Linked DNA regions of Mus musculus: regions 1 and 2 are each linked to region 3. A link is a loop called in an ENCODE intact Hi-C map of the cell type or tissue named here. Cell type or tissue: heart. All regions are shown on one strand. Each heading gives the region's core, and the rest is flanking DNA. Links, peaks and the distances in the headings are about the cores only. Region 1 overlaps Gm46246 (a long non-coding RNA gene). Region 2 overlaps Lamc1 (laminin, gamma 1). Region 3 overlaps Lamc1 (laminin, gamma 1).

Evidence for each region. A loop is a pair of places that touch in the nucleus more often than their neighbours do. Peaks named below come from ENCODE experiments on the same cell type or tissue, not always from the same donor. Only the 100,000 strongest peaks of a DNase experiment are listed, where the experiment ranks them.
Region 1: a loop joins it to region 3, with 2.9 times the contacts of the local background. A loop is called at or near these places in 5 of 42 quality-filtered maps.
Region 2: it touches region 3 in a loop (1.9-fold over the local background); 5 of 42 quality-filtered maps call a loop at or near these places.

The regions. Positions count from the first base shown.
Region 1 is chr1:153,380,826-153,392,370 of GRCm38, forward strand. All of the region lies in intron 1 of Gm46246 (a long non-coding RNA gene), which reads right to left. Among named protein-coding and RNA genes, the nearest start is that of Gm46246, 10 kb to the right of the region's middle. In heart, for the core only: a CTCF peak has its summit at 5,004 (motif pointing right); DNase peaks (open chromatin) are centred at 4,486 and 6,056; H3K27ac peaks cover 490 bases.
Region 2 is chr1:153,313,125-153,318,124 of GRCm38, forward strand. The region is part of intron 1 of Lamc1 (laminin, gamma 1); the gene reads right to left. Among named protein-coding and RNA genes, the nearest start is that of Lamc1, 17 kb to the right of the region's middle. In heart, for the core only: CTCF peaks have their summits at 2,176 and 3,572 (motif pointing left); DNase peaks (open chromatin) are centred at 4,607 and 4,867; H3K27ac peaks cover 739 bases.
Region 3 is chr1:153,263,543-153,268,542 of GRCm38, forward strand. All of the region lies in intron 1 of Lamc1 (laminin, gamma 1), which reads right to left. Among named protein-coding and RNA genes, the nearest start is that of Lamc1, 67 kb to the right of the region's middle. In heart, for the core only: no CTCF peak of the experiment used is centred there; a DNase peak (open chromatin) is centred at 2,249; H3K27ac peaks cover 4,545 bases.

The DNA.
Region 1 (11,545 bases), core at 2,879-7,878, 120 kb after region 3:
CAGCGCCGGGTGCATCTCCCCAGATGGGCATTTAAAGCTTGGCACAGTTTGCTCCTGGTGAACTTTATCCCATTTGTGGACCTGCGGCTTGCCTCAGACCCTTTCTGACCTCTGAGCTTTTGGTCAAGCTGCCCCACACCCACTCAGAAGATTCTGGTCCTCCCTTTGCCCCCAGTATGTGCCCATCAAATTTATATGCTCTCAGCATCCCTGGAGGGCATTGGCTAAGGAGTCTAGCAAGTTGGCAAGCTCCTGGCTTAGAGAGCAGAACCTTGAAGCATAAGGCAGAGCAAGGCCGAGGAAGTCATCTGATATCGAGCTCTGTCCTCCACGTGCAGGGTCATCCATGTGCACGTGTGGCACACATGCATGTGTGCACATACATAAATACTAACTCACATATACTAACACACACACACACAAAAATGTACCCTCATAACAAATGCTGGAGAGGATGCAGAGAAAAGGGACCCCTTAGACATTGATGGTAAGAAAACAAGAAAGAGCAGCCACTAGTGAATATGGAAATGCCTCAGAAAACTAAAAATAGGGCTGGTGAGATGGCTCAGCGGTTAAGAGAGCCAACTGCTCTTCCAAAGGTCCTGAGTTCAAATCCCAGCAACCACATTGTGGCTCACAACCACCCTTAACGAAATCTGATGCCCTCATTTGGAGTGTCTGAAGACAGCTACAGCGCTCTTACATATAATAAATAAATACTTTAATAAGAAAGAAAAGAAAAAAATAGAAAACTAAAAATAGAACTACCATGTGATCCCGCTATACCGTTCCTGGGAATAATATCAAAGTGTGAAGTGAAGAAAGTCAAACTCAAGAGACAAAGATTACATATTCTCTCACATGTGGGTTTGCGTTGACGACAGGCTATCGGGGAAAGGCACAGGACCAGCTGGAATGGGAGAAGATGGAGGATAAGGGTGTAGCTATCATTGGGTGTGGTCACAAGACACACATGGATGGAATCTCTCTCACACATCTCTCCTTCCCTCCTCTCTTTCTCTCTTGTTTCTTCTTCTTCTTCTTCTTCTTCTTCTTCTTCTTCTTCTTCTTCTTCTTCTTCTTCTTCTTCTTCTTCTTCTTCTTCTTCTTCTTCTTCTTCTTCTTCTTCTTCTTCTTCTTCTTCTCCTTCTCCTTCTCCTTCTCCTTCTCCTTCTCCTTCTCCTTCTCCTTCTCCTCCTCCTCCTCCTCCTCCTCCTCCTCCTCCTCCTCCTCCTCCTCCTCCTCCTCCTCCTCCTCCTCCTTCTTCTTCTTCTTCTTCTTCTTCTTCTTCTTCTTCTTCTTCTTCTTCTTCTTCTTCTTCTCCCTCCCCCGCCTCTTCCTTGAAGTTGAAAGATGTGAGCTCTCAGCTACCATGCCTAAGCTCTCATGGACTCTTATCCTTCTAGACCCACAAGCCAAAATAAACTCTTCCTTAAATTGTCTTGGTCATGATGTGTTATCACAGCAAGAGAGAGAGAGAGAGAGAGAGAGAGAGAGAGAGAGAGAGAGAGAGAGAGAGAGAGAGAGAGAGAGAGAGAGAGAGAGAGAATGAATATACCTAGTGTACTATACAAGCTAGTCAACTTGACACAGCTGGAGTTCTCACAGAGAAAGAAGCTTCAGTTGAGGAAATGCCTCCATGAGATACAACTGTAAGGCATTTTCTCAATTTGTGATCAAAGGAGAAAGGCCCCTTGTGGGTGGGACCATCTCTGGGCTGGTAGTCTTGGATTCTATAAGAGAGCAGACTGAGCAAGCCAGAGGGGGCAAGCCAGTAAAGAACATCCCTCCGTGGCCTCTGCATCAGCTCCTGCTTTCTGACCTGCTTGAGTTCCAGTCCTGCATCTTTTGGTGATCAACAGCAGTATGGAAATGTAAGCCGAATAAACCCCTTCCTCCCCAACTTGCTTCTTGGTCATGATGTTTGTGCAGGAATAGAAACCCCGACTAAGACAAATTGGTACCAGCAGAGTGGGGTATTCCTGTGACAATCTGACCATGTTTTGGGGAGGACTGTGGAAGGACTTTGGAACTTTGGGCTTGAAGATCCATCCGTTGTTAAGAGCTCTGTCGGATGTCGTGTAGGAGCTTGGAAGATAATGTTGAGAACACTGCAGAAGATGGAGCTCTGGTTTGTGAAATTTCAGAGGGAAAATTAAAGACTTTTCAGGGCCATTGCTGTTTTGATCGTGAAGATTCTGTAGTTCTGGTTAGCTGAGGCTGAAGAATCAGCTGTGATTAACAAGATACCAGAATTACTAAAGCAAAAACTTTGCATTACTGGGACTATTGATGCTGGTTAGCTGGAGCTAAGAAATTAGCGGTGATTAAGAAGAGACCAGCATCATTGAGGTGACATCTTCTGGGAAGTGTTTTCTGAAGGCACAAAGAGGCTGTGTTCCAGAGATGGCCAAGGTTGTACTCCTGCTGCAGCGGGACTTGGTAATATGTAAGGGTCACCCAGGTGGTACTGGTTTTGAAGGCATGAAGGGGTCACGCAAAGCAGCTGAGGCTTGGCACTGTGTGAGGCCATGGAAGGCCATTGGTGAAGGTGCAGGCACAGTTGCAATTGAAGGCCCAGGACTGAAGGGGTCATGCAGTGTTTTGGAGATGCCATGAGATGACCACCAAGAGCAGCAGCAGCAGTGGGGTACAGGCATCTGGAGCCTAGAGGATGACGCGTGTGCTACAAAGGGCATGGCTGGAGAAGTGACCCAAGCCCTTGGAGGAGCCCAGAAGATCGTGAGTTGGATCCCAGACATTGGACAGTTGGAGATTGATTTTTGCTTTGATTGTGACTGTGCCCTGATATTTTCCCTCTTGAAGGAAGAAACTGTTTTAGTGGAGCCCACAGTTAAGAGACTTTTAATTGTAAAAAGAGTTTGGATTTTAAAAGAGATGGATATTTTAAAGAGATTGAAAATTTAAGAATATGTAAAGACTGTGGGACTTTTAAAGTTGTTTAGATCTTGGGGATGAATAAGAATGTAAGGGTTGAGGCTTACTAGTGATTTGTTTGTGTGTCAAGTTGACAAGGGGTCAATTGTACTGGCTAGTTTTGTGTCAACTTGACACAGCTGTAGTTACCACAGAGAAAGGAGCTTCAGTTGAGGAAATGCCTCCATGAGATAAAACTGTAAGGCATTTTCTCAATTAGTGATCAAGGGGGAAGGGCCCCTTGTGGGTGGGGAACATCTCTGGGCTGGCAGTCTTGGATTCTATAAGAGAGCAGACTGAGCAAGCCAGTAAAGAACATCCCTCCGTGGCCTCTGCGTCAGCTCCTGCTTTCTGACCTGCTTGAGTTCCAGTCCTGCATCCTTTGGTGATCAACAGCAGTATGGAAATGTAAGCCGAATAAACCCTTTCCTCCCCAACTTGCTTCTTGGTCATGATGTTTGTGCAGGAATAGAAACCCTGACTAAGACACCTAGCTTGAAAAGGGCATTTCTAATGTATCATTTTCTTTCTTTCTTTTTAAAGATTTATTTATTTCATGTATATGAGTACACTGCAGCTGTCTTCAGACACACCAGAAGAGGGCATCATCGAATCCCACTGCAGATGGTTGTGAGCCACCATGTGGTTGCTGGGAATTGAACTCAGGATCTCTGGAAGAGCAGTTAGCACTCTTAACTGCTAAGCCATCTCTCCAGCCCCTAATGCATCATTTTCAAAATCTTTTTTTTTTTTTTTTTTTTTTTTTTTTTTGGTTTTTCGAGACAGAGTTTCTCTGTGTAGCCCTGGCTGTCCTGCAACTCACTCTGTAGATTTGGCTGGCCTACAGAAATCTGCCTGCCTCTGCCTCCCAAGTGCTGGGATTAAAGGCGTGTGCCATCCCTATCCACCTCATTTTCAAATTCTTATATTTTAATGCAGACTCATTCTATTTCTGATCCAATAAATTGATTTGCATTACTGCCTGAAGTGTCATGGAAGCGTTGTCTCTGTGGCACAGCCTGGGTCTTTGGTGTGTCCATGGACATAACTGGAGATAGGAAAGTTAAGAATTCCATTTTGCTGCTGACCTGGGGAGCAGGCTGCATCGTCTGAACACACCTATGGACCAATTCCAGTTTTAAGGTCTTTGAACATTTTATGTCACTTAACTATCCCGGCCAGCCAACGAGGTGCGTTCTACCACTACTCCCCATGACAGATGAAGCAATAGAATTTCAGAAAGGCAAATACATTTCTCAAGGTTACATAGCTAACAGTGGGCTGTGTTCACACAGTCAGCCTTGAGTCTGTAGTGACAAGCGTCCTGATGTTCCCTGATGTTCTCTGGATCCCTGTCAGAAGGCATCTGTCTCCATCAATGTCCTCCGGGGCAGCCTTGTCCCTGGGAATTCCAGGCTTACAATTCTGCATCAGGAACAGAGCCGACTTACCTAAGCCTTTCCCTCCAGGAAACACTTCACTTCCTCCAGTGTAATGACCCTCTTCCTTTTCCATACAATTCAATTGGAGACAAAGAGCTGCGATTTGATACCTCCTCCCCTGTGCTGTGGGCGTGAACCTGGGGCTTTCAACATGGTAGTCGGGTTCTGTAACCTGATTTATATCCCAGCTCTTTTTGTTTCTTTCTGAATTTTATCTTTTTATTTTTTAGGTATATCTATTATGTATATGGCATTCTGCCTGCATGTATGCCTGTGGCCCGAGCTGACCTTGTGCTCTGATAGCCCTCCAGGAATACAAGTGAATGCCAGAATGACAGTGCTCCAGCCTTCTAATGCCTTTTTTTTTAAAATAAATTTATGTCTGTGTGTGTGTGTATGTATGTCTGAGTGTACGTATGTCCTTTTTTTTTTTTTTTTTTTTTTTTTTTTTGAGACAGGGTTTCTCTGTATAGCCCTGGCTGTCCTGGAACTCACTTTGTAGACCAGGTTGGCCTCGAACTCAGAAATCTGCCTGCCTCTGCCTCCCACGTGCTGGGATTAAAGGCGTGAGCCACCACTGCCCGGCAGGCACATCCATATTAATGCAGACACAGACACCACAAGAGGGCAGATCCTCTGGATCTGGAGTTACAGCCAGTTGGGAGCTAGCTGCCCCCTGTGGGTGCTGGGTATTGAACTGGGGTCCTCTATGACCAGAAAGTGCTCTTAGTCACTGAGACTGTCTCCAGCTGGTCCACAACGTCTTTAAATGGCATAAATGCACATCCTAGAGTAATGAAAACTCATTTTCTGATATCTTTACCAGGTTAAGAAGAAGAAGAAGCAAGAGAAAGCTCCCAGGAGGACACCCATGGTGGCCCACACCCCAGATCCCAGCCCTCGGAGGACTGAGGCAGGACGGTTTTGACTTTGAGAAAAAGCAAAGTAATCTAGCAAGACCTTGCTTCAAAGTGAAAAACAAAACAAAACAAAACAAAAACAAGCTGAACAAAAGTTTTACTCTAGAGTACTTCTGCAATGTAGAATTATATAAGGTGAATTATGAAGTGCCCTTTCATAACCATGTTCTCTGTGATACGACCGCTCCTCTGCAAAGGCTACAGCTGAATAATGTCTTATATTGTCCTATCCTTTTGTTATGTTTGCCTGGATCCAAATATTTAGCGCGCATGCGTGTCTGACTGACGTGCAATCGCGCGCCTGCGTATGTGTGTATTTGTGCACGTGAGTGTGTAAATTTGTGTGTGTGTGTTGATGACAATTGCCCCATCAATGGCTCTCCACTTCATCTGAGTGAGTCTTCATCGCCGACTATGAAGTCCCGCGTGGGCTGCTAGCTTTTCTTCGGAGTAGCTTTAGTTAGAGATTTAGTTTGTGTCCTTCCTGCCTCTCTCTAGTGCCATGTGCCCTTAAATAGTAGGGCAAGCCTTTATGTAGTTTATACAGAATGAGATTTAAAACCTGTATTTATCTCGAAAAGAACTGAAAAAGGAAGCTAAACAAGTATGGAGGGGTCAGCACAGGCCGTCAAAGGCTGAAGCCTCAGCAGAACACGGAGCCGCAGGTTAAAGTGCTGGAGGTTAGAAGTCTGAGCTTGCACAGCAGACTTCTGAGTCAGAGCTGGAGCAGGAATGCTTCACTGTGCCCAGCCCTTTGGGACTGGGGCTTGCATCAGTCCCCAAAGCTCTCCAGTGCCGCCGTGTGGTCAGATGCAGGAGCTACATGTACTAGAGAGCCGTTCTGAAGCATCCCACCTTCCAGGAATATCTGTTGTTAGAGTTCGGGCAGAATGAAGACAAAGGAAAAAACTGATGTGCCAAGACGAGGAAAACATAGATTATTTAGGAATCTGTTGCTAATTGGAAAGATTTTTGAAAGTTTTTAAAAATCTGTTTCATTAAGAAAACCAAACAATAAATCCAGTCACGTTTCCCAACATTCTCTGGTATACCTCTTCAAAACAATAAAAAGGAAGTTTCCACCAAACAAAACTTCAAAATTCCAAACTCTCCACATGCACTCGTTATGTCTTCTCTGGCAAATGTAAGCTTTGTGCAACTTTTTATGGGCTTAGGGTGTAGCTCTGTTGTTCTAGACTCCAGGAAGCCCTGGGTTCCATGCCCAGCACCAAATACAATGGCTTGGGGGTCGCATGCCGATAAGCTCAGCACTCTGGAGGTGGAGGTTCAGAAATGCAAAGTCATTCTCAGGTATGGAGTGAGTTGGGTGCTAGCCTGGGTAACATGTGATCCTGTTGCAAAAAAAAAAGTTATCAAATAGTAGAGATTAAAATGATATATTAATGGGATTGATGAGATGATGGCTCAGTGGGCAAGAGCACTAACTGCTCTTCCAAAGGTCTTGAGTTCAAATTCCAGCAGCCACATGGTAGCTCACAACCATCTGTAATGAGATCTGACGCCCTTCTGGTGTGTCTGAAGACACCTACAGTGTACTTACATAGGTATCTTAGTCAGGGTTTCTATTCCTGCACAAACATCATGACCAAGAAGCAAGTTGGGGAGGAAAGGGTTTATTCGCCTTACACTTCCATACTGCTGTTGATCACCAAGGAAGTCAGGACTGGAACTCAAGCAGGCCAGAAAGCAGGAGCTGATGCAGAGGCCATGGAGGGATGTTCTTTACTGGCTTGCTTCCCCTGGCTTGTTCAGCCTGCTCTCTCATAGAACCAAGACTACCAGCCCAGAGATGGTCCCACCCACAAGGGGCCTTTCCCCCTTGATCACTAATTGAGGAAATGCCTTACAGTTGTATCTCATGGAGGCATTTCCTTAACTGAAGCTCCTTTCTCTGTGATAACTCCAGCTGTGTCAAGTTGACACACAAAACCAGCCAGTACAATTGACCACTTGTCAACTTGACACACAAACACATCCACTAGTAAGCCTCAACCCTTACATTCTTTTTTTTAATATATTTTTTATTACGTATTTTCCTCAATTACATTTCCAATGCTATCCCAAAAGTTTCCCACACCCTCCCCCTCCCTACTCCCCTACCCACCCATTCCCATGTTTTGGCCCTGGCGTTCCCCTGTACTGGGGCATATAAAGTTTGCCTGTTCCAATGGGCCTCTCTTTCCAGTGATGGCCGACTAGGCCATCTTTTGATACATATGCAGCTAGAGTCAAGAGCTCTGGGGTACTGGTTAGTTCATAATGTTGCACCTACAGGGTTGCAGATCTCTTTAGCTCCTTGGGTACTTTCTCTAGCTCCTCCAATGGGGGCCCTGTGATCCATCCAATAGTTGACTGTGAGCATCCACTTCTGTGTTTGCTAGGCCCCGGCCTAGTCTCACAAGAAACAGCTATATCAGGGTCCTTTCAGCCAATGCTTGCTAGTGTATGCAATGGTGTCATCGTTTGGAGGCTAATTATGGGATGGATCCCTGGATATGGCAGTCTCTAGATGGTCCATCCTTTTGTCTCAGCTCCAAACTTTGTCTCTGTAACTCCTTCCATGGGTGATTGTTTCCAATTCTAAGAAGGGGCAAAGTGTCCACACTTTGGTCTTCGTTCTTCTTCAGTTTCATGTGTTTTGCAAATTGTACCTTATATCTCGCTATACTAAGTTTCTGGGCTAATATCCACTTATCAGTGAGTACATATTATTTGAGTTCTTTTGTGATTGTGTTACCTCACTCAGGATGATTCCCTCCAGGTCCAACCATTTGCCTAGGAATTTCATAAATTCATTCTTTTTAAAAGCTGAATAGGGGGTGGGTATGGGGGACCTTTGGGATAGCATTGAAAATGTAAATGAGGAAAATACCTAATTTAAAATGCAAAAAAATATTAACTTTCCATATTTAATAATAAATACTATAATATGTGCACATTAAAAAAAAAAGCTGAATAGTACTCCATTGTGTAAATGTACCACATTTTTTGTATCCATTCCTCTGTTGAGGGGCATCTGGGTTCTTTCCAGCTTCTGGCTATTATAAATAAGGCTGCTATGAACATAGTGGAGCATGTGTCCTTCTTACCGGTTGGGACATCTTCTGTATATATGCCCAGGAGAGGTATTGCTGGATCCTCCTGTAGTACTATGTCCAATTTTCTGAGGAACCGCCAGACTGATTTCCAGAGTGGTTGTACAAGCTTGCAATTCCACCAACAATGGAGGAGTGTTCCTCTTTCTCCACATCCTCGCCAGCATCTGCTGTCACCTGAATTTTTGATCTTAGCCATTCTGACTGGTGTGAGATGGAATCTCAGGGTTGTTTTGATTTGCATTTCTCTGATGATTAAGGATGTTGAACATTTTTTCAGGTGCTTTTCAGCCATTCGGTATTCCTCGGGTGAGAATTCTTTGTTTAGCTCTGAGCCCCATCTTTTAAGGGGGTTATTTGATTTTCTGGAGTCCATTCTCTTGAGTTCTTTATATATATTGGATATTAGTCCCCTATTGATTTAAGATAGGTAAAGATCCTTTCCCAATCTGTTGGTGGCCTTTTTGTCTTACTGACGGTGTCTTTTGCCTTGCAGAAGCTTTGCAGTTTCATGAGGTCCCATTTGTCAATCCTCGATCTTACAGCACAAGCCATTGCTGTTCTATTCAGGAATTTTGCCCCTGTGCCAATATCTTTGAGGCTTTTCCCCACTTTCTCCTCTATAAGTTTTAGTGTCTCTGGTTTTATGTGAAGTTCCTTGATCCACTTAGATTTGACCTTAGTACAAGGAGATAGGAATGGATTGATTTGCATTCTTCTACATGATAACAACCAGTTGTGCCAGCACCATTTGTTGAAAATGCTGTCTTTCTTCCACTGGATGGTTTTAGCTCCCTTGTCGAAGATCAAGTGACCATAGGTGTGTAGGTTCATTTCTGGGTCTTCAATTCTATTCCATTGGTCTACTTGTCTGTCACTATACCAGTACCATGCGGTTTTTTATCATAATTGCTCTGTAGTAAAGCTTTAGGTCAGGCATGGTGATTCTACCAGAGGTTCTTTTATCCTTGAGGAGAGTTTTTGCTATCCTAGGTTTTTTGTTATTCCAGATGAATTTGCAGATTGCTCTTTCTAATTCGTTGAAGAATTGAGTTGGAATTTTGATGGGGATTTCATTGAATCTGTAGATTGCTTTTGGCAAGATAGCCATTTTTACAATGTTGATCCTGCCAATCCATGAGCATGAGAGATCTTTCCATCTTCTGAGATCTTCTTTAATTTCTTTCTTCAGAGACTTGAAGTTTTTATCATACAGATCTTTCACTTCCTTAGTTAAAGTCACGCCAAGATATTTTATATTATTTGTGACTATTGAGAAGGGTGTTGTTTCCCTAATTTCTTTCTCAGCCTGTTTATTCTTTGTGTAGAGAAAGGCCATTGACTTGTTTGAGTTAATTTTATATCCAGCTACTTCACCGAAGCTGTTTATCAGGTTTAGGAGTTCTCTGGTGGAATTTTTAGGGTCACTTATATATACTATCATATCAACTGCAAAAAGTGATATTTTGACTTCATCTTTTCCAATTTGTATCCCCTTGATCTCCTTTTGTTGTCGAATTGCTCTGGCTAATACTTCAAGTACTATGTTGAAGAGGTAGGGAGAAAGTGGGCATCCTTGTCTAGTCCCTGATTTTAGTGGGATTGCTTCCAGCTTCTCACCATTTACTTTGATGTTGGCTACTGGTTTGCTGTAGATTGCTTTTATCATGTTTAGGTATGGGCCTTGAATTCCTGATCTTTCCAAGACTTTTATCATGAATGGGTATTGGATCTTGTCGAATGCTTTTTCCGCATCTAACGAGATGATCATGTGGTTTTTGTCTTTGAGTTTGTTTATATAATGGATTACATTGATGGATTTTCGTATATTAAACCATCCCTGCATCCCTGGAATAAAACCTACTTGGTCAGGATGGGTGATTGTTTTAATGTGTTCTTGGATTCGGTTAGCAAGAATTTTATTGAGTATTTTTGCATCAATATTCATAAGAGAAATTGGTCTGAAGTTCTCTATCTTTGTTGGATCTTTCTATGGTTTAGGTATCAGAGTAATTGTGGCTTCATAGAATGAGTTGGGTAGAGTACCTTCTACTTCTATTTTGTGGAATAGTTTGTGCAGAACTGGAATTAGATCTTCTTTGAAGGTCTGGTAGAACTCTGCACTAAACCCATCTGGTCCTGGGCTTGTTTTGGCTGGGAGACTATTAATGACTGCTTCTATTTCTTTAGGGGATATGGGACTGTTTAGATCGTTAACTTGATCCTGATTTAACTTTGGTACCTGGTATCTGTCTAGAAATTTGTCCATTTCGTCCAGGTTTTCCAGTTTTGTTGAGTATAGCCTTTTGTAGAAGGATCTGCTGGTGTTTTGGATTACTTCAGGATCTGTTGTTATGTCTCCCTTTTCATTTCTGATTTTGTTAATTAGGATGTTGTCCCTGTGCCCTCTAGTGAGTCTAGCTAAGGGTTTATCTATCTTGTTGATTTTCTCAAAGAACCAACTCCTCGTTTGGTTAATTCTTTGAATAGTTCTTCTTGTTTCCACTTGGTTGATTTCACCCCTGAGTTTGATTATTTCCTGCTGTCTACTCCTCTTGGGTGAATTTTCTTCCTTTTATTCTAGAGCTTTTAGATGTGTTGTCAAGCTGCTAGTGTGTGCTCTCTCCAGTTTCTTCTTGGAGGCACTCAGAGCTATGAGTTTCCATCTTAGAAATGCTTTCATTGTGTCCCATAGGTTTGGGTATGTTGTGGCTTCATTTTCATTAAACTCTAAAAAGTCTTTAATTTCTTTCTTTATTCCTTCCTTGACCAATGTATCATTGAGAAGAGTGTTGTTCAGTTTCCACGTGAATGTTGGCTTTCCATTATTTATGTTGTTATTGAAGATCAGCCTTAGGCCATGGTGGTCTGATAGGATGCATGGGACAATTTCAATATTTTTGTATCTGTTGAGGCCTGTTTTGTGACCAATTATATGGTCAATTTTGGAGAAGGTCCCGTGAGGTGCTGAGAAGAAGGTATATCCTTTTGTTTTAGGATAAAATGTTCTGTAGATATCTGTCAGGTCCATTTGTTTCATAACTTCTGTTAGTTTCACTGTGTCCCTGTTTAGTTTCTGTTTCCATGATCTGTCCATTGATGAAAGTGGTGTGTTGAAGTCTCCCACTAT
Region 2 (5,000 bases), core at 1-5,000, 50 kb after region 3:
AAAAAAAAAAAAAAAAGAGCAGAGAGCACAGATGACACCCGTATCAGCGTCTGCAGGCAAGCAAACCTACTTCCGACTCAGAAGGTATCTCAAATGAAGCAGCTTTAACACACCAAGCTCTCAGCAGAACTAGAGTGAACTTTAGAGGTGAAACTGGTCCTCCACAAAAACCTGAATACAGGTCTGTGTGCAGGTGGCAGGATGCCTGCCTGCCAAACAGAAAGCCTGGAGTTTGATTCTCCAGAAGCGCATGAAACCTGTAATCCCACACGTGGGACGTTGAGGCCGGAGGATCAAGAGTTCAAAGCTATCCCCAATACTAAAAAAGAAAAAAAGAAAAAGAAAGAAATTCATCCTTTCAATGTAACAGAACTTTGGCTTTCATTTATTTTATGTGTATAGATGTTTTGCCTGCATGTTTGCATGTGCACTGTATGTGTGCCTGGTGCCTTAGAGGTCAGGAGGGCATTGAAATCCCTGAAACTAGAGTTTATTTAGATGGTTGCTAGTCACCATGTGGGTGCTGAGAACTGAACCCAGGTCCTCTGCAAGAGCAACAAGTACTCTTAACTGCTGAGCCATCTCCCCAGCCGTGCAGAAGTGAGTATTACAGAGCTTTATCCATTTGCTTGGATAATAACCAATTCATCAACTGCTGGTTTTATGTTAAATGTTTACACACCACTAACCGTAGAAGTGGTACAACTTATAAGTGCAACCAAATGTGGTATGCACCCATGATCTTCTATCTATGACTCTAAGTTTTAAAAAGTTTTAAAGCATAGATGTTTTGTTTAGTAGAATACATCCTGTGTGAGGCTATCTTGGTCTTTAATCACCCTATTTCATGTGAACATACTTCACAGCCAAAATGTCAGTTATGGCATATACAATATATGTACACTGTAATATACAACCATTTTGCTAAATCTGCTGATTTCATATGTTCCTAATGCTAAGATTCCAGAAAGGTGACTGTGTGGTCATGTAACCAGTGGATGACATAATGAGTGGTATTTCTAAAACACATCTGGATTTTAAAACGGTTGTGATTCTTCTATCATTGCTGAAGGTAAACAGAATCAGAACTGTTGACTAAATCAAGACTTGTCCTGTGCAGCTGTATCCTGTAGACAGATGTGCTCCCCCAAGATGGATCTGACATGGATAGCCTGGCGATTCAGGTGTGCATCAACCCAATAAGTAAGATCTCGGAGTCAAGGCAGGGGCTGAGAACCAAGAGTGAAACCATCACATTAAAAGGTAAATTCTGAGGCTAACAGACTGTAGGAGACAGAGGGCCTCCTGGGGGACTGTGTCTTCTCCCCATGGCAGGGAAGCTGGACCCACATCATCCCAACGATGGGGTTAGCTAAAGAAGACATGCAAAGAAAGCAGCAGCAACTAACAGGTTAACATGGATGGGGGAAATCTCAAGGCCCCACATCCAGATGAAGAACTGAAGGCAAGTAATGGCTGCTGAGAGTGGATGGGCCTTCTTCAAGGACAAGCACCCTAGCGGGTCACCCAATTCAAAGTGGCCAGTGCTAAACACATACATGTGGGTAACACTATAGAGCTCAGCAGCTTGTATTTATAAAGGTGTATATATAAAAATATTTTTAAAACAATAAACCATAAATTTGAGAGGGATTAGAGCAAAGAAAAACTCATGTATGAAATTCTCAAAAGTAAAGAAATTTGGGGAGTTGGCTTTCTTTTCTCTCTTTCTTTCTTTCTCTCTTTCTTTCTTTCTTTTTGTTGTTATTGGCTTTTCTGTTTGTTCATGGTTGTTTTGTTTTGTTGTTTGTTTTTTGAAACAGGGTTTTTTTTTTTTTCTGAGTAGCCCTAGCTGTCCTGGAACTCACTCTGTAGACCAGGCTGGCCTTGAACTCCTTAAACTCCTACCTCTGCCTCCCAAGTGCTAGAACCAAAGGCGTGCACCACCACCTCCTGGTTAATGATAAGTTTCAAATTAAAAAAATAAAAATAAAGTAAATTCTGCCAAGGCAGGGAGTGGAGGTCAGGCTGAGGTAGCAGGAGAAAAATGTAGGCTTTCCTTAGGAAGGAGGCTCTAGGAAGATCTAGGATCTTTAGGGCTCACTGACGATATGCCAGCTACTGTCCTCAAATGAGAAGAGATCTCTGAGGAAGACTCCACAAAAAGACCACCATGTGGGGGAAGTGGGTACTGCCACACAGGAGTTGGCAGGCACAGCTCAGGGAGAAACGTCGCTATGCACTGCTGTCTGCCAAAATCTGTTCTCATTGTCCTTGTCATAGCAGTGCAAATGATGTGCGCCACATCAGGTCTTAGTCTTAACACTTAAGACACACAGTTCTCAACAGTGTGCACCGATTAGGAGGCGAGAAGTGCTCATCCCTCAAAATCAACCGTAAACAAGGAAGGCCCTCTAAGGAATGGCAGATGAGGACCATAATCCCACATCCAGATAGCCCTGAACCACTCACCACAGACCCACCACATAAAAGAAAACCAGGTATCAATGTTTGGTAGATGACTTTCTTGTTGGGGTTCTTTGGTACAGGGGTCTAGTGCTATGCTATTGCAGAAGCTACACCACGTACTCCAACCTACCCCAGACATCCAACTCCAACCCTATCTAAAGGGAAACTCCATCTTGGGAAAACATAAACAAACCGCTGCTGCTTCTTGAGGTCATCTGTACACAGTGGTCACAGTGTCACAGAAGTCTCCATTGAATTCATTCATCCAACGAGCTTTTCTGAGTACAGACTGCCAGACAGAGGATACCAGGCTGTGTGTACACCAGAGACACAAAGCCAGTGGAGGAAGACAGTTAATAGCCCCTCGGTGCCGCATCATTTCACCCAGATTTTAAAGCTCAGATCCTCTCTCCCCCGTCCCCGAATTTTACAGTGTCTCCTGCATAATAGATATTCTAAATATTTCATAAGAGGGACTAAGAAATCACTGAGTTTATATTAGCATCGGAGTATTCATCTAATGGGGTAAATCCTGGCGACAGTACCACACCCCTCACCTCACAGGCCTGCAGCCTTTCCCCTCAAGTTCAGAATCAGATGAACTATAGATCTGGCATAACATAAAGACAAATACAAATACGATGAAGGAGAGTTTGAAATCAGTGGTCTTCCGGGAAGAGCTGAAACTCCACTAGACCTTTAGCAGCTGCATTTAGGGGGCAGTCAAGGGGGAAGAGAGCATCTCTGTGGTGTGCAGAAGCCCACTGTGACTGAAATGCAGAGCCAGGCACACAACCAGCACTGCCTCAGCTTCCACCTAAGAGGCCCAAAGCTCCTTCCCTTCACATCTGCATCACCTCCTGGTGCTTAATGGGCAGTTCTGCTCTGTAGCTTCCTAATTTCATTATTATGTAGAAGATAGCATTTAAATGGCTGGTCCTGACAAGTCTCTGATCAGAGGAGGCAAGAATCTCTATACAGGCTGGAGAGATGGCTCAGCAGCTAAGAGCACTGACTGCTCTTCCTTCCAGAGGTCCAGAGTTCAATTCCCAGCAACCACATGGTAGCTCACAGCCACCTGTAATGGGCATCTGATGCCCTCTTCTGGTGTGTCTGAAGACAGCAACAGTGTATTCATATACATATAAATAAATAAATCTTAAAGGTCACCAGACAGTTGCTTCTGAGAAGGCATTTATATGGACTGTCTTTGTAGTATTCATACGGACTGCTGACATCTCTGTAGGTAACTGGAGTTTCCGCGGTTCCCATGGTGTTTTCTGTTCTTGTCACAACTCTGTGTCCCAGGATTAGCATTAGGGATCTGTTGATAGGTTTGCTCTCCTACTAGACCACATTTTTCTTTCTTCTTCTCTTTGGTTCTTTGGTTATAGACTAGCTATGCAGCCCAGGCTGCCTGGAAGTCAAAATCCTCCCGCTACAATGATAGCCGTGCCGCCTAATTGTTTTTAACCTCCTATTCCTCAGGCACTGCTTAAAGCCATCTTTTAACCCGGTCGTCACCTCCAGTCACTCGTTCACCCCACATGCAGCTTCACTGCTGCTTCAGACAGGACACATCAGACTTTTAGATCCAAGGCACCCTGCGGCCAGAGCTGCCTTCCCGTTTGAAAGGCAAGAATGCCACATTCTTTTCTCTCTCTCTCTCTCTCTCTCTTTCACCTTCACTTCTATCTAATTTATTAAGGCTTAATATTTCCAATGCATAAGAAAAACAGCAAGTCCCACATAAAACATTCCACTGGTTGAGTTTCCAGCCTGTCTCAAGCTGTCAGATGTTCCCGCAGATGTCTACTGCCTAGGCTCATGAATGACCTTTCCTGTCTTGTCTTTTGTTTCTCTGTGCTTCCTTGAGATTTCCTGTTTGATTAGCCACACACTTGGGTGTTCAAGCTCCATGTGTCATTATTCACCATAAAAGGGACTGGGAAAGTAACCAGCCAGTTAAAACACAAAATGATGTAGTAACAAAAACAGCTGCATCTGAGAAGAAGGCCAAGGAGACAGTGGGGATCCAGGCAATCTGTAAATTTCAAAACCAAGACCCATTCAGTCAGGCATGGTTCACAGGCTGCTGACTGGGGCACTGGAGGCCCGTTTCATAACTGAAGCTCACCAGAGCCATGAATGAATCTGCTTTCCGTTACCTCTCAGCCACATCCTCGAGGCCGCCCCCACCCACAGTCGGCCTTAAGGGACTGAGACGGCTTCTCGGTCTCTTTCTCTCACAGAAAAGCCAATACCAACTAAAAGGCTTCCAGAAAAACGTTAACTTCCATTTTATTTCCCAATCTAAGAAACAGGTCCTCGGGCCCTTCCCTAAAGCAACCATGAAAGTCAAAGCAGGACAGATACAGACACAAGAACGGCAAGCACAGGCCGCCGCAAGTCCACATTCTCTAGACATCTGGAAGGTTTGTCTGTTTCCAGAGTCTCCCCTAGTCATGATCCACACCCACCACTGCCGTCTGGGCCAGCACAGCCCAGTTTTACACGGGATGTCATCAAAA
Region 3 (5,000 bases), core at 1-5,000:
TTCAGCGCAACTCCACACTCAGTCCTGTGCGATACACTAGACACAGGATGTGAACAGACCAACTCTCTGCTCTCAAGGAGGTGGCATGTACTCCCCCTACGTAAAGCACCTCTTAGAAAAAACCTACCCTGACCTCCTGTGTAGAGCAGGAGCTCCTGCCCTCTGAGATGCTCAAGGAGTCCTCTGCCATCCAGCAAGGCCAGAGCCTCCTACACAGCTTTATCTACAGTAAGGCTGATTTTCTCAACTGGTCCAGATCAGAGAAGAGATTTAATAACTGCCCCTGACACATACACACACACACACACACACACACACACACACACACACACACACACACGCATGCAAGAAGAACATAGGACTATGCTCTATGAGGCCTGTGCTCAGGTCTAGCTCCTTTATTGTCTGATTTCTCTGTAGCAATTTCTCTTTTATAAAGATAAGGACAATCCTGCCCATCTGCTCTTGCATACCCTTGACCCATTATAAAGTTCTAGGAAGCGTAAAGCAATACTGTAACAGAGTTTATGAAGACAACTCTTGAACCAAGGGTTTGAACCTATTCAGACAAGGACCTAACTGGCCCAGGGGCTACTTCGTAATTACACTCACAGAAGAACACTCCACAAATACAGGCCTCCCTAAGGTACCCACATAGCACTTTTCCAAGCAGGTCACACACAACAGTTTCTACAGCTCTGTTGAAAGAACCATTGTCTCTGCTAAATCAAAATATGGCAAGCCATGAGGATGAGATTGTTGTATAGTATGCATGGTATTCCAGAAACTTACTATCTAAGACATTCCAACAAGGCAAACAGTTGATTCTGCACGGGAGTAGGTGGCTTGGGATTCTACTGGGCTTCCACATTACCTTGCGTTTCTTCTTTTCCTACCTTTCTGACATCTCTGTGCGTTTTAGCACCCTGACCTATGGCAGACACCTTCTGAAATAAGTTTGCATAAAAGACCCCTCATGTGTCCATAGCAGCAGAACACCCAGAGAGCTACACAAGGAATGGAATGGAGGGGCCAGGGCATGCAATCATCTGTGCTACTGAGACTATGATGCCTGTAAATGATTGAGACTTGAGGGCTCCCATGTCTGCCTCTGCGTCTCCTTCCCCCTGCCTGCCCTCCCTCTATCTTACCAGATTTCCTACTCTTATTGGTCCGTCTTATAATTCAACTCTGGCAAAGTGAAAACTAATTCAATAATAGGTGGATAGAAAGTAAGTCCAGGTTCTGATTTCCAATCCAGTGAGTCTGCCACGCTATCATTTCATCATGGGATCGATCAATCAAAACAAGACACTATGGCTTTGAGGAGCAGGAGCCAGATCAAATGATTGAGGAAATCCTAAATTCTGGATGCATCACCTCTTGTTCAGGCATAAGAAGACAAGCCATCCGTACACCCAGCCTTCAGAAAATACTTAGCATCTGAGAGTTCTGCTGCCCTTCTCCCTCCCCTGCCACATGTTCCCCTTAAAACAAAACCCTCAAGTGCAGATGTTTAGAATGGAACGCTCAAAATTAATTCCTATGTTCTGCTCTGAATCCTACAGTCCATGCTGGCTGAAGAGATGGAGAAGGGGAGGGGGCTGCCCGAACAATGGGGATGCAGCCATGCTCCCAGCAGGGCCAAGCCAAGGAATTCTGCTGCAGCCTCCTACGTGGTAAAATATTTCTAATCTCCCCGAGTACGGAGAAGCTCTTCCTGTCTCAGAGTTGGATGCAAACACTGACTGCCGGGGAACATAAACGTCTCTCTGTTATGTGCAGTTCAGAGAAATTCCATGAGGACCTTGTGAAACAACTGCCTGTATAGTTTACTGATGAATGATAATGGCCATACAGAACTTTCCAGGATTCCAAAATGCCTTCCAAGGGCTGAATCAGAACAAAAGAAGTTCCTTCTAAAGAACCAAATTAGGTGCCACGGGGCTCACTATTGAACTTACAGGCTAACTCTCTAGAAATCAGAAACTGAACTCTCTCTCTCTCTCTCTGTCAAGTCAAGATCAAGAACGTTAACACTAAGAAAGCTGTAGAACAGTCAATTAGAGACGGTGTATGTTTAGGCTACTAACTAGGCCTCTCCAAACAGTTAACACAAACAGTAGACGCAGAAGGCCACTGTTTGAAAACGTTCTCAGGGTTGTGAGCAGAGAGTTCCCAGGACAGCATGTCCAGCTGTGCACCAGCTGCCACTGCTGCACCTCAGAGATGACTGCACACAAATACAACGCCACCAGTCCACACAGTCCAGAGCCAAGTCAGGGCCGGGTTTGGGATCTTCAGGCCAACCCATGAGAAAGCACTGGGACAGTTAAGCACATCCAGGGTGTGCTGAGGTGACCCCAGCAAGTCCAGAAGAGTCATCCCTATGACTGAAAGCTCCGTCCTTGAGGGCCTGGGCGAAGAGCTGGGTTCTTCCTACTGCCGTAAGCATCATCTTTCAAATAAAATGTTGAAAGAGAGGAAGGAGAGGAAGAGGAAAGAGAGGGGCAACCAATTTCTTCCCCTTAGATTTCAGCAACTGTTCATAGTCTTGCCCTTTGTCAAGTAGCCAAATACTATCAGAAAAAGGGCACAGGCCCACAGAAAGTACATTTAAATTACTACAATTTTACAAATGGGATAACCTTGACAGTTTTCTAGCAAACGGTAATTTTCAACTAAACTTATTATAACAAATACAATGGAGCTTTCAGTCTGAGAAAGTCTCCTCTCAAAAGCATGGCCCGGGCCTTCAACAGTCTTATGTTCCAAGTGTGTGTGATGAACACATCCCTTCACATTTGTGCTACGCTATAACCCAGACCTGCTAAATGCAAAGGCAGAACATGGGGGGCCAAAGTATTTAGAGTTCTTTTGTAAGAGTTGGTCTATACATCAAAGGCTACTTATAAGAACCATGGTATATGTCAGCATGGAGCTAAGGAGAAGAACATGTTTTGAAGTGAATGATATGGTTTTGGAGATAAAAACATCCCAATTTCTAAGAAAATTAGATTTTTCCATAAAGTATCAAACTTGAAGTTTTGGTGAAGGCCACAATTCTGCCCTCTCCCTGCTATTCCCCCTAAAACCACCTGGTACTATCCGTCCCTACTGCCAAGGAACAGGTCTCCAAAGGCTGCATATTCTTTAGTAAACTGAAAAGCCACACTATTGTGACTCAGCCTGGTTATTAAACATGGCTGTCTCATCAGACAGCCACTGCACAGACCGAGAGACTTCTTAACTAATACTAAAATGTCAAGCATGCTTGGAAGGTCATTTAAAATAGGTGCAAATTACCATTAGAGACTACCATTTTCCATTACTAAACATCAGATATATTTATCTTAATCTGGGTACCTCCTCTGCCACTTCACGTTATAGCTTCAGCAAAAGAGATTAGATTACCAAGTGAAAAGCCAAGCCAAGAACTGGCTGGGAGCATGGCTGATTAACCCAAGCCTCATGCTTACAAGACTTAATACAAGCCCTGATTCAGGCTAGTGGGTCACAACATGCCTGAAATCCTTTAGCCGAGCTAAAGGAATGAGGCTGGTCCTTCCTCCCACTCATCTGCACACTCAGGGAAAAAAAAAACCTACTCACTCTGCTAAGCCAAGTTCTAGCTGTGGGAACCGACTGACAGGAGGGAGGCAGACAAAGAAGGCAGATGATTAAATTTACTGAGCGAATAAAGTAAGCAAAATGTCAGTGATGCATACGCTGGCTGCAGTAGAGGGACTTGAAACATGGGAAAGAGAAAGAAAGAAGACACCAGAATCTGCAGGTCTGTATGGCTCTATGCTGTCTTGTCTGCACAGAGGATGAGCATCAGTAAAGGATTCGTGAACAGACAGCCTGATGGTAAAACCTTTCCAGCATCTAAGGATAGCAGTGTAGTACAAACCAAGACCAACTCCGATAACCAACCCCACCTGATCCCCACAATACACGGAGCTGCAGAAGGCTAAAGAGTGCAGCTTTGTTTCTTCATTAACTATTTAGTCAGTGAATGACCCCAAAGCTCACGGTGACAAACTTCTGAGAATAGTCTAACCTTCCATTTTGTAAGAATACCTTTAACTGGTTGTTTCTGTAGGTCCCAATGAACACGTTCCCTTTCAACTCCCCACAACCATGTTCCGCTTCGCTTGCATCTCTCATCTATATGAGAAATTCCTATAAAACCACGTATGGCTCAGTATAAGATGGCTTTCTCAGTTTTCATGGTTGTGCGTTCATTTCTTACCACAGCTACCCACTAGGTCAGAGTTAACACTCCTCACTGGTCCCAAGAGTCGTATAGATCCAAATTCTTCCATTCACTCAGCAAATATTTACTGAATGTTAATATGTACCAGCTAGTCAATATTCTAAGCATGAGGCCACAGCAGAAAGGGAGATCCATATGGTGCCAAGCAGGTGGAGTTCACCGTCTAGTGGGTGTCAGAGCGGGGCTAGGGCTGGAATAAATACGCACTAATGTTGTCAACTGGGGGAAAGGCTCTGTCACTGCTTGCCATGGGAAACTTCAAGGACTTGAGTTTGATCTCTAGCCCCAACGTAAAGGCCAAACAGGAATGTGCCTACAAAATCCCAATGCTGTCAAGGCAGAGACAGGCTGATCCCTTGGACTTGTTGGCTAGCCAGCCAAGCACAATCAGTGAGTCCCTGATCCCAGTGAGGGGCCTTGTCTCAAAAAACAGACTCTGGGGCTCCTCGGGAATGGTATCTGATGGTGAATTCCAGCCTCCACATGTACACACTTGCACAACCATGAGCACTCATCATAAGCACACACACACTTGCGCACATGCACACACATTATCTATGTTAGATGATAGAGAGCGGGAGAGGGAGAAATGCTATCTAACATTGCATTCTCAGAGGTGACGGCACTAACATGGCTATGGCGATATCTGAGCACAGACCGTAAGTGGAACACTGCAACATGTGGGTGAGAAGCCTTCTCAGGGAAAATGCAAATACCCTGA